2 separate regions of the Homo sapiens genome follow, and region 1 is linked to region 2. Evidence: read pairs that join two places in POLR2A ChIA-PET (ENCODE). Cell type or tissue: endothelial cell of umbilical vein. All regions are shown on one strand.

Evidence for each region. Peaks named below come from ENCODE experiments on the same cell type or tissue, not always from the same donor. Only the 100,000 strongest peaks of a DNase experiment are listed, where the experiment ranks them.
Region 1: POLR2A ChIA-PET joins it to region 2 with 5 read pairs; 3 of 35 experiments call an interaction of 5 or more read pairs at or near these places.

What each region holds. Positions count from the first base shown.
Region 1 is chr19:4,352,611-4,357,610 of GRCh38, forward strand. It overlaps MPND (MPN domain containing), which reads left to right. Exons shown (of 13, transcript NM_001300862.2): 4 at 287-419; 5 at 1,435-1,519; 6 at 1,714-1,810; 7 at 2,339-2,411; 8 at 2,487-2,563; 9 at 4,643-4,811; 10 at 4,905-4,975. Among named protein-coding and RNA genes, the nearest start is that of MPND, 12 kb to the left of the region's middle. In endothelial cell of umbilical vein, a CTCF peak has its summit at 178 (motif pointing left); a DNase peak (open chromatin) is centred at 151.
Region 2 is chr19:4,503,911-4,508,910 of GRCh38, forward strand. It overlaps PLIN4 (perilipin 4), which reads right to left. Exons shown (of 8, transcript NM_001367868.2): 6 at 4,858-5,000; 7 at 951-1,037; 8 at 1-875. The coding sequence ends at 549. Among named protein-coding and RNA genes, the nearest start is that of PLIN4, 12 kb to the right of the region's middle. In endothelial cell of umbilical vein, no CTCF peak of the experiment used is centred here; a DNase peak (open chromatin) is centred at 2,701; H3K27ac peaks cover 623 bases.

The DNA of each region.
Region 1 (5,000 bases), 150 kb before region 2:
GAGGCAGAAGTTGCAGTGAGCCGAAATCACACCACTGCACTCCAGACTGGGCGACAGAGAGAGACTCCGTCTCAAAAATAAATAAATAAAAAATAAATTACAAATAAATAAAAAAAAATGTGAGGTCTTAGCTTAAGGCCTTCTCTGCTCCCTCCCTCCCTCTAGTGGTCATGTGGGGCAATGGCACTTACGGCTTAGGCCAAAGGGCTGGGGTGGGATTTAGCAGGGAGCGGGGGGGCACCCAGCTGAGGGTCCCACCGCTGTCCCTGACCCCTAACCCCTGCAGAGCCCAGCCAGTGAAGGGGAGGAGGAGGAGTTGCTGATGGAAGAGGAGGAGGAGGACGTTCTGGCAGGGGTCTCAGCAGAGGACAAGAGTCGGAGACCACTGGGGAAGAGCCCTTCAGAGCCTGCCCACCCGGGTGAGAGGCGTGGGGAGGGGAGGCAGGACAGGGGCGGATACAGCTCGGGTTGGGGAGGAGACTGGGGAGAGGTTGGGCCTTGATCTTCTCCTAGGGCCCCCAAGATGGAGACATGGAGAGTCAGCTGGGCCCTAAGTCTGGAGCCGGACGAGGCCTGGGCTGAAGACAGTCCCACTGCCCAGTTTTACTCACTGCCTTGACTTCTTAAGCTCAAATGCTGGATTTTATTTTATTTTATATATTTATTTATTTTTTGGTGATGGAGTCTCCCTCTGTCGCCCAGGCTGGAATGCAGTGGCTCAATCTCGGCTCACTGCAACCTCTGCCTCCCGGGTTCAAGCGATTCTCCTGCCTCAGCCTCCCAAATAGCTGGGACTATAGGCGCCAGCCGCCACGCCTGGCTAACTTTTGTATTTTTAGTAGAGATGGAGTTTCACAATGTTGTCCAGGCTGGTCTTGAACTCCTGACCTCAGGTGATCCACCTGCCTCGGCCTCCCAAAGTGTTGGGATTACAGGCGTGAGCCACTGTACCTGTTTTTTTGTTTTTTTGAGACAGGGTTTTGCTCTGTCCCCCAGGGCAGAGTACAGTGGTGCAATCATGGCTAACTGCAGCCTCAACCTCCTGGGTTCAAGTGATGCTCTCACCTCAGCCTCTTGAGTAACTGGGACCACAGGTGTGCACCACCACACCCGGCTAATTTTTGTATTTTTTTTCAGAGACGAGATCTCATCATCTTGCCCAGGCTGGTCTTGAACTCCTGGACTTGAGCAATCCTCTCACCTCAGCTTCCCAGTGAAAAAAAATTTCTTCTTTGTAAATAAGAGTCTCACTCTGTAACTCAGGCTGGAGTGCAGTGGTGTGATCACAGCTCCCTGCAGCCTCAACCTCCCATGCTCAAGCGATCCTCCTGCTTCAGCACTGGGATTATAGGCATGCACCACCACACCCAGTGGCCACCTAATTTGTTCTAACTTGGGCTGGGGAGGGACTGACCCTGCCTTTTTCTCTCCCAGAGGCCACAACCCCAGGGAAGCGGGTGGACAGCAAGATCCGGGTTCCGGTCCGCTACTGCATGCTGGGCAGCCGCGACTTGGCCAGGTCAGACTCACCCCAAGTTCTGCCCCTGCCCCAGCTCACCTGGATCTCTTGCTGGTCTTGGGGTAGCAAGGGCAGGGGTGGGGGGTGGGACAGAGCCTCAGATCCTCAGAGCTGTGGGGTTGGGGGAGTCAGTGTGGGGGCGAGGGAAGAGCCTGGGGATTCCTGAGACTGTGCGACCCTCCTGGCCCCTACAGGAACCCCCACACCCTGGTGGAAGTAACATCCTTTGCAGCCATCAACAAGTTCCAGCCGTTCAACGTGGCTGTTTCTAGCAACGTGCTGTTCCTGCTGGTGTGTGGCCCACCCTGTCTAGGGGCAAGGGGCTCCGGAGCCCAGTCGGTGGGCAGCGGGCGGGGCTCCCCTGCGTATCAGCTCCATGAGAGCTGGGGCCTTGTCTGCTTTGTTTGCTACTGGTACACTGTGGGTGCTCAATAAATGTATGAAGGAGGGTGCGTGGCCAGGCCCAGTGGCTCACACCTATAATCCCAGCACTTTGGGAAGCTGAGGCAGCGGGTCACCTGAACTCAGGAGTTCGAGACAAGCCTGGGTAACACTGAAACCCTGTCTCTACTAAATATACAAAAATTAGCTGGGCATGGTGGTGCACGCCTCTAATCCCAGCTACCTGAGAGGCTGAGACAGGAGAATGGCTTGAACTGGGGAGGCGGAGGTTGCGGTGAGCCAAGATCGTGCCACTGCCCTCCAGCCTGGGCGACAGAGCAAGACTGAGTCTCAAAGAGAATGAGGGCACAGGCTGGCTCCAGTGTTGGGGCAGGGCCACAGCCTGAGCCAGTCTTTTGCTGTTCCTCCCTTCCCCAGGACTTCCACAGTCACCTGACACGGAGTGAGGTCGTGGGTTACCTGGGGGGCCGCTGGGACGTCAACAGCCAGAGTGGGTATCCAGGGCCAGGTGGGCGGGGGCGTTGGAGGACCGGGGTCACGGGGTCACAGCTGCCCCTCCCCACAGTGCTGACGGTGCTCAGAGCCTTCCCTTGTCGGAGCCGGCTCGGGGACGCAGAGACTGCAGCTGCCATCGAAGAGGAGGTGAGGGGCTACCTGGGAGGTGGCATTCTGGGGAGGGTTGGGAAGGGACATAGCTGTCCTGGCGACTGCCCAGTGGCTGGCAGTGTCATCACCCAGCAACCGTGCAGGTGAGCATGCCCGTCTGTGTGCTTGGGACCCCATGGTGAAGGGTGAAGAACACTGCTTTTTTTTTTTTTTTTTGAGACGGAGTCTCGCTCTGTCACCCAGGCTAGAGTGCAGTGGTGCGATCTCAGCTCCCTGCAAGCTCCGCCTCCCGGGTTCACGCCATTCTCCTGCCTCAGCCTCCTGAATAGCTGGGACTACAGGTGCCTGCCACCACGCCCAGCTAATTTTTTGTGTTTTTAGTAGAGACGGGGTTTCACCGCGTTAGCCAGGATGGTCTCGATCCCCTGACCTCGTGATCTGCCCGCCTCAGCCTCCCAAAGTGCTGGGATTACAGGCGTGAGCCACCGTGCCCAGCTAATTTTTTGTATTTTTAGTAGAGACAGGGTTTCACCATGTTGGTCAGGATGGTCTTGATCTCTTTACCTCGTGATCCGCCCACCTCAGCCTCCCAAAGTGTTGGGATTACAGGGGTGAGCCACCGTGCCTGGTCAGGATGGTCTCGATCTCTTGACCTCGTGATCTGCCCACCTCGGTCTCCCAAAGTGCTGGGATTACAGGTGTGAGCCACTGCGCCCGGCCTTTTTTTTTTTTTTCTTGAGACATTCTCGCTCTGTCGCCCAGGATGGAGTGCAGGGCGCGATCTTGGCTCACTGCAACCTCCACCTTCCGGATTCAAGTGATTCTCCTGCCTCTGCCTCCTGAATACCTAGGATTACAGGTGTGCGCCACCATCTCCAGCTAATTTTTGTATTTTTAGTTGAGACAGGGTTTCACCATGTTGGCCAGGCTGGTTTCAAACTCCTGACCTCGTGATCCACCCGCGTCAGCCTCCCAAAGTGCTGGGATTACAGGTGTGAGCCACCGCGCCCAGCCTAAGAGCACTGCTTTTGGATCTCCTAGCCCTGGTGCTGAAACCTCGCCAGCCCCCTCCCCTCTCAGAGCCTTGGTTTCCTTGTCTGTAAAATGAGCGGCTTCAATGAAAGGCCATCAGATCCAGGCACCGGGGGTTCACACCTGGAATCCCAGCACTTAGGGAGGCCGAGGCAGGAGGTTTGCTGGAGTTCAACACCAGCCTGGGGCCACAGCAAGACCCCGTCTCTACAAAAGATAAAAAAAATTAGCCAGACATGGTGGTACGCACCTGTAGTCCCATCTATTTGAGAGGCTGAGGCAGGAGGATGGATTGAGTCCAGGAGGTTGAGGCTTCAGTGAGCTGAGATGGCGCCACTGTGTTCCAGCCTGGGTGACAGAGCAAGACCCTATATCTAAGAACATAAAAAGTGAAGGGCTGCTAATATTGAATGCTCAGTGCCAGGCCTCATCTATTAAACACTACTCATAAGTGCCAGTTGCTATTCTTTTTTTTTTTTCCTTTTCTTTGAGACACGATCTTGCTCTGTTGCCCAGGCTGGACTGCAGTGGCATAATCATGGCTCACTGCAGCATCAGCTGCCCAGGTTCAACATCCTCCTGCCTCAGCCTCCATAGTAGATGGGAGTACAGACACACGCCACCACACCTGGCTAATTTTTGTATTTTTAGTAGAGAAGGGGGTTTCTCCATGTTGGCCAGGCTAGTCTTGAACTCGTGACCTCAAGTGATCTGCCTGCCTCAGCCTCCCAAAGCACTGGGATTATAGGCGTGAGCCACTGCTCCCAGCCTAGTTTTAACTGTTTGTTGAGTGCTTACTGTGTGGCGACCATTATTCTGTAAGCTGGGCTACAGCAGTGAACAAAATGACTTTGGTGTCCTGGCTTTGTGGCAGGGTGCATCTTTTATATTAAAAGAGGTCCTTGTTGGCTGTCTCTCCAGCTCCCACTGGACTCAGTGGCGGTGGGGGCAGGGCCTGTCTTGGTCATCACTGTGTCCCCAGGCCTGATACACAGCAGGAATTCGTTCAGGGCTGGCCAGCCACATAAGCTCACTAGAGCCGTTCAGGCCCCTGTGCCCGCTGAGCTGCGCCTCTGTCCCCAGATCTACCAGAGCCTGTTCCTGCGGGGCCTGTCCCTGGTGGGCTGGTACCACAGCCACCCACACAGCCCGGCGCTGCCATCTCTGCAGGACATCGACGCACAGATGGACTACCAGCTGCGGCTGCAGGGCTCCAGCAATGGCTTCCAGCCCTGCCTCGCCCTGCTCTGCTGTACGCGGGATGGGGCTGTGGGGGGAGCAAGGAGGGGGGATGCTGGGCCAGCCGAGCCTCCCAGGGCCAACCCCTCTCCCTCTCTCCCGCCAGCCCCTTACTATTCTGGCAACCCAGGCCCCGAGTCCAAGATCTCACCTTTCTGGGTGATGCCTCCTCCCGAGGTAGGTGGGGCTGTTGGGAGAGCCT
Region 2 (5,000 bases):
CTACTATGAGGGAATGTGGTTCTTAAGACCCTCAAGGTGTGTGTGCTAAGGCCGGAGACCCACTTTCAGCATGAGAACGGAGCTGCCCGGAGCCTGGGATGCCACAGCACTGCCTGCACCGCTGATAGCTGGGGGCCCGTGCTGCAGGACTGGAAGAGCCCTGCTAGATATAAAAGGGTTGCTAGCGGGGCAAACAGATGCCCTTCCAGGCTGGGCACGCTGCTTTTTCTCTTTCCTAATTGCAGTGCTTGCTTGGGGACTTCAAGGGAAGGCTCTTGGCTGGTGGTCTGAGTGACCCCAGGCTCCGAGAGGGGCAGGCAGCGCTGGGGAGGAGGTGGGAGATGCAGGCAGGCCCGGAGCAGGGCGTGGGGTGGCTCAGTTAAGAAGGTCACTGCCTCCGCAGCCCCTCGGCGCTCAGCCAGCTGCAGCCCCAAAGGTCTAGGGCTTTAGGGAACCGATCCAGGTTTGGGGGCGGGGAGAAAGTTCTGAGGCAGCTCCTCCCTGGACAGAGCAGGGCGACCCCGCGCCGGGCCTGCAGGCTCCTACAGCTACTGCCCGCCAGCGGGCAAGGCGAAGGGCCCTACCAGCCAGCTGAGCGGGGGATTGTGCTGTAGGCCCTCCAGCAGCTGCTCTAACCCCTGCCAAGCCTGGTGCACACCCTCGCGGCTCTGCACCAGCCGCTCTGCGGGCAGCTCCTCTACAGAGCCAGCTGAGGCCACGATGCCATAGAGCTCACAGAGGCTGTGCCGCGCCCGCCCCACTGGCTGCTGGAGCTCGGCGGGCAGGCCCTGGAGGCTGGAGACCAGGCCACTGTAGGCCGTGTGCAGCTGCCGGAGAAGGCCGCAGACCCTGGACAGAACCCCGGCATCCCGCTCCTGTGGGAGGAAGGCGCAAGGTGAGTGGAGACCCATGGGCGGGGTGGGGGGACCCTAGCCCTGTGCCAGACCCACCTCCTGGACAGCAGCGTCCTCCGCACTGGCACCTGAGCCCTGGTCCAGACGTGGCTGCCCTTCTGGAGCCTGCTGGGCCTTTTCAATCTGGAGAGAGAGTACAGTGGGGAAATGATGGCTTCTTGGCAAATGACCTTTCACAACCCCCACCTCCCCCTCCCCCAGGGACCTGGGCACATTCACAGTCCTGGGAGAAAGGCCACGAGTTCCAAGTCAGTTGTACCACAGTGGGCGTGTTGTCTTGCAGAAAGAGGCAATAGTTCAAACTTCCCCATGAGGTCATCAGGGAGTGCACGTAACACAGTGTCTGTGGGGTCGTGTCACTCCTCACCCCTAAACCTGTGGCTGCCCAGTACCCTTAAGATAAAACCCAGCTCCTCACCATGGCCTTGGTGGGCTGGCCCCTGGGACACCTCTGGCCTCATCTCCCATGGCACCCCACTGCTGTCTCCACTGAGGCCACACTGGCTCCATTCTGCCCTCCGGCCACTCCAGCAGGCTTCTGCCCCAGGGCCTTTGCACACACTGCCCACTCAGCCGGGAGCCTGCTTCCCGGGCCCTTCACAAGGTCCGCGTTCGGCCTCAGCTCCAGGTGACCCTTGGTGAGACCTTCCTGGCCCATGGTGTGGCAGCCCCAGTCCCTCCCGTCACATCTGCCCCTCTCCTCGGGAGCACAGCGTGCGGCTTTGGTGTTCATTGACTTGGTGTTTATCCGCCCCTGGCAGGGGAACACTCAGGACTCTGTCCTCGTTGTTGCTGTGTCCCCAGCACGTGGCACCCACGCCCCACCCTGTCCACAGGGCCCCATCTTCCTCATCATCTCAATGGCTGGTAGGGATGCGGCACGCCGTCAAAATATCGACTCCAGACTGCTGTCGCCCTCCCAGCCCTCGCCGCGCCAGTGCTGGAGACCTGAAGCCAGCTGCATATGCAGACGCGTCCCCTCGGTGCCCACCAGGCATCTCCCCTCACCCTGTCCAAGGCCAGGCTCCTAATATCCACTCTGCAACCCGCCCGGCCTCCCCTCAGCCCCCCTGCTCTCCTTGTCTGCTCAGGTTACAAGCCTCAGGGGTCTCTTGGGGTCTTCTCTCACCTCCCACATCGGACCCGGGCAGCTCTGACTTCGAAACACCCAGAGCCCAGCTACTTCTCACCACCACAGCGTGACTCCTGAGGCCCGGCAGCACTTGCCTGGGTTTACGTCCCACTGTCTCCTCTGGCCCTCGCCCCCACCCGGTGGCCTGACCTCCCCCATCAGAGTGATCCTTTTAAATGAAACCCACCTTGGATCAGGCCGCTCCTCTGCCCAGAGCCCTCCAGGGCTCCCAACTCCCTTGGGGTCGAAGCCCAGGTCCGGCCCAACCTGCCCCATCCCCTCCTCACTCGGCTCCAGCCTCCCAGGCCTCCTTCCTATTCCTCCAACATGCCGGGACAGTCCTGCCCCAGGGCCTTTGCACGGGCCGTGCCCTCCGCTCAGATCACACTCCTGCCCATTCTGACGCACTCCCTCTCTGTCATTTAGACCTGACTTCAAGTGTCCCCTCTTCAGGGTGACCAGCCCCAGCACAGCCACTTCCTTATCCTGGTACATGTTCCATTTTCCAAGCATCATCCAACGCGACGCCCTATATATTCATCTGTGAATTGTCTTCCCCAACCATGGCGCCCCCCACCCCCCAAGGGCAGGCCTGGATATCCAGGGTCTTCAGTAGCACTTAAAGGAACAAGTGAGACATGATGAGTCACACACCACATCCCATTTCCCAGCCCAGCATCCTTCACGTGTGGCCCTGAGCAAAGCTCTTCTCTTCCTGTGGCCTCCTTCTCCCCTTCTGAAGAGTGCCTGGGCTGAGTTCTGGCCCAGGCTACTTTGCTGTGAGGATTCAAAGGTGGGAAAATGCTTTGTGATCAGCCGCTTGCAGCGTGCTGCGAGGGTGGGCCCATTCCTTCATTCCTCCATGGCGTTTACAGGAACGCCTTCCAACTGCGCCATTGTACCGCGTGCCAGAGGCACGGCAGCGACTGTGCATCTGGGGGTGGCCACAGTGACATGAGGTGTCCTGAGGGTCCCTAGGACAGACTTGCCCTTGGCACTGTGGACACGGGGGCTAGATGGTTCTCTGGGGTGGGGCCACCCTGGGCACTGCAGGGTGCTGAGCAGTGTCCCTACTCTCCACCAGGGGCTTCCCCCAGTTGTGACAACCACAGATGTCCCCAGACATGGACTAGTGTCCCCTGGAGGCAGGTCATCCACACTGAGAACCCTGGGTTAGACCCTCAAACTGCGGCTTGTCACAAACCCCGGATGTTGATGGAAAACACAGTGGCCTAGGCTGCACGCCAGGAATCCTGACCGAGGGCGGCATCTCAAGGTTTCTCACGGCCCGCCGGGGTGGGACTGCTGTCCACCAACATGTAAAACCTGTGACTGCTGGGCACGGTGGCTCACGCCTGTCATCCCAGCACTTTGGGAGGCCAAGGCAAGAGGATCGCGGGAGCGCAGAAGCTCAAGACCAGCCTGGGCTACATAGGGAGGCCCCATCTCTACAAAAAATTTAACCAGGTTTGGTAGTGTGCACCCAGAGGCTGAGGCAGGAGGATCACTTGAACCCAGGAGTTTAAGACCAGCCTGGGCAACATAGCAAAATCTAATCTCTACTAAAAATACAACAACAAATACTAAGCTGGGCGTGGTGGTGCATGCCAGTTGTCCAGCTGCTTGGGAGGCTGAGGTGGGAGGATCTCTTGACCCCAGTAGGTTGAAGCTGCAGTGGGCCATGATCAAGCCACTGTAGTCCAGCCTGGGTGGCAGAGCAAGACCCTGTCTCACTGTCTCCAAAACATAAACCCCTAGAGCAGTCCTGTGAGATTTCTGCCTCCCGGGCTGCACAACAGCTTCTAGAGGAAATGTTGGCCCTCAGGACTGGGGACGGGGAGACTGGAGGCCAGGGACGCTGCTCAGCTCCCTGCAGGGACCAGGATGATCCCACCCCAGAGCACGATCCGGCCCCAACGTCCACATTGCCAAAGGGGAGAACCTAGGCCAGAGGAAGAGAGCGGGGCCAGTGGGAGGGGTGGACGACTCTGGCCAGGGTGCATGACCCCTGGATGCATCCGAGTCATGTTGCGTTGGGTCCTTTCCTGCGTGCGTTGCAGCCCCAGGCCCTGCGGGCTCCCTGGATCCCATCCTGGCTTCACTTTACCCAGCCACAGCGCCGCCTTTCCATTCCCCGAACACACCCAGCTTGCTCCCCGGTAGCTTGCTGTCCTGTCCCTGCTTTTGGGGGCTTTGCAGAGCTGTCTCCCCATCGGTCAGGACAGGGCCCAGAGGGACGGCCTTCCTGCCCAGCCCACATCCCCCTCTGCACACAGATTGTTTTGCTGTCTTTGTGTCCCCACCGTCTTTATTTTTTTGAGACAGAGTCTTGCTCTGTCGCCCAGGCTGGAGTGCAGTGGCACCATCTTGGCTCACTGCAACCTCCGCCTCCCGGGTTCAACCTCGCCTCCCAGATTCTCCTGCCTCAGCCTCCCAAGTAGCTGGGATTACAGGCGCCTGCCACCACTCCCAGCCAATTTTTGTATTTTTAGTAGAGACGGGGTTTCTCTGTGTTGGTCAGGCTGGTCTCGAACTCCTGACCTCAAGTGACCCACCCGCCTCGGCCTCCCAAATTGCTGGGGTTACAGGCGTGAGCCACCGCACCCAGCCTACCCGCTGTCTTTAAGGATCTGATCTAGCTCCGTCCCCCTTGCCAGGAGGCAAGCCCCATGAGTACAGAGCCATGACCATTGGTGACGCTGACAGCATCATCTCCTAGGTGCTCAGTCAGTATCTGCAGCTGGGTGAGTCCTGGGCAGGGGTTCTAAGAAGTGCCCTGGGGACGGGGCAGCAGCAGGGGGAAGCTCTTACCAGCCTGAAGCAGTCCTGGAGCTGGGCCAGAGTGTCCCTGGCTTGGAACTGGCCGTGCTGCAGGTGGCTCACCGCGTGTTCAAATGCCCGCTGGCGGAAGCTGGGACCCAGGTCACCTAAACGAACGAAGTAGCTCCCCTGTT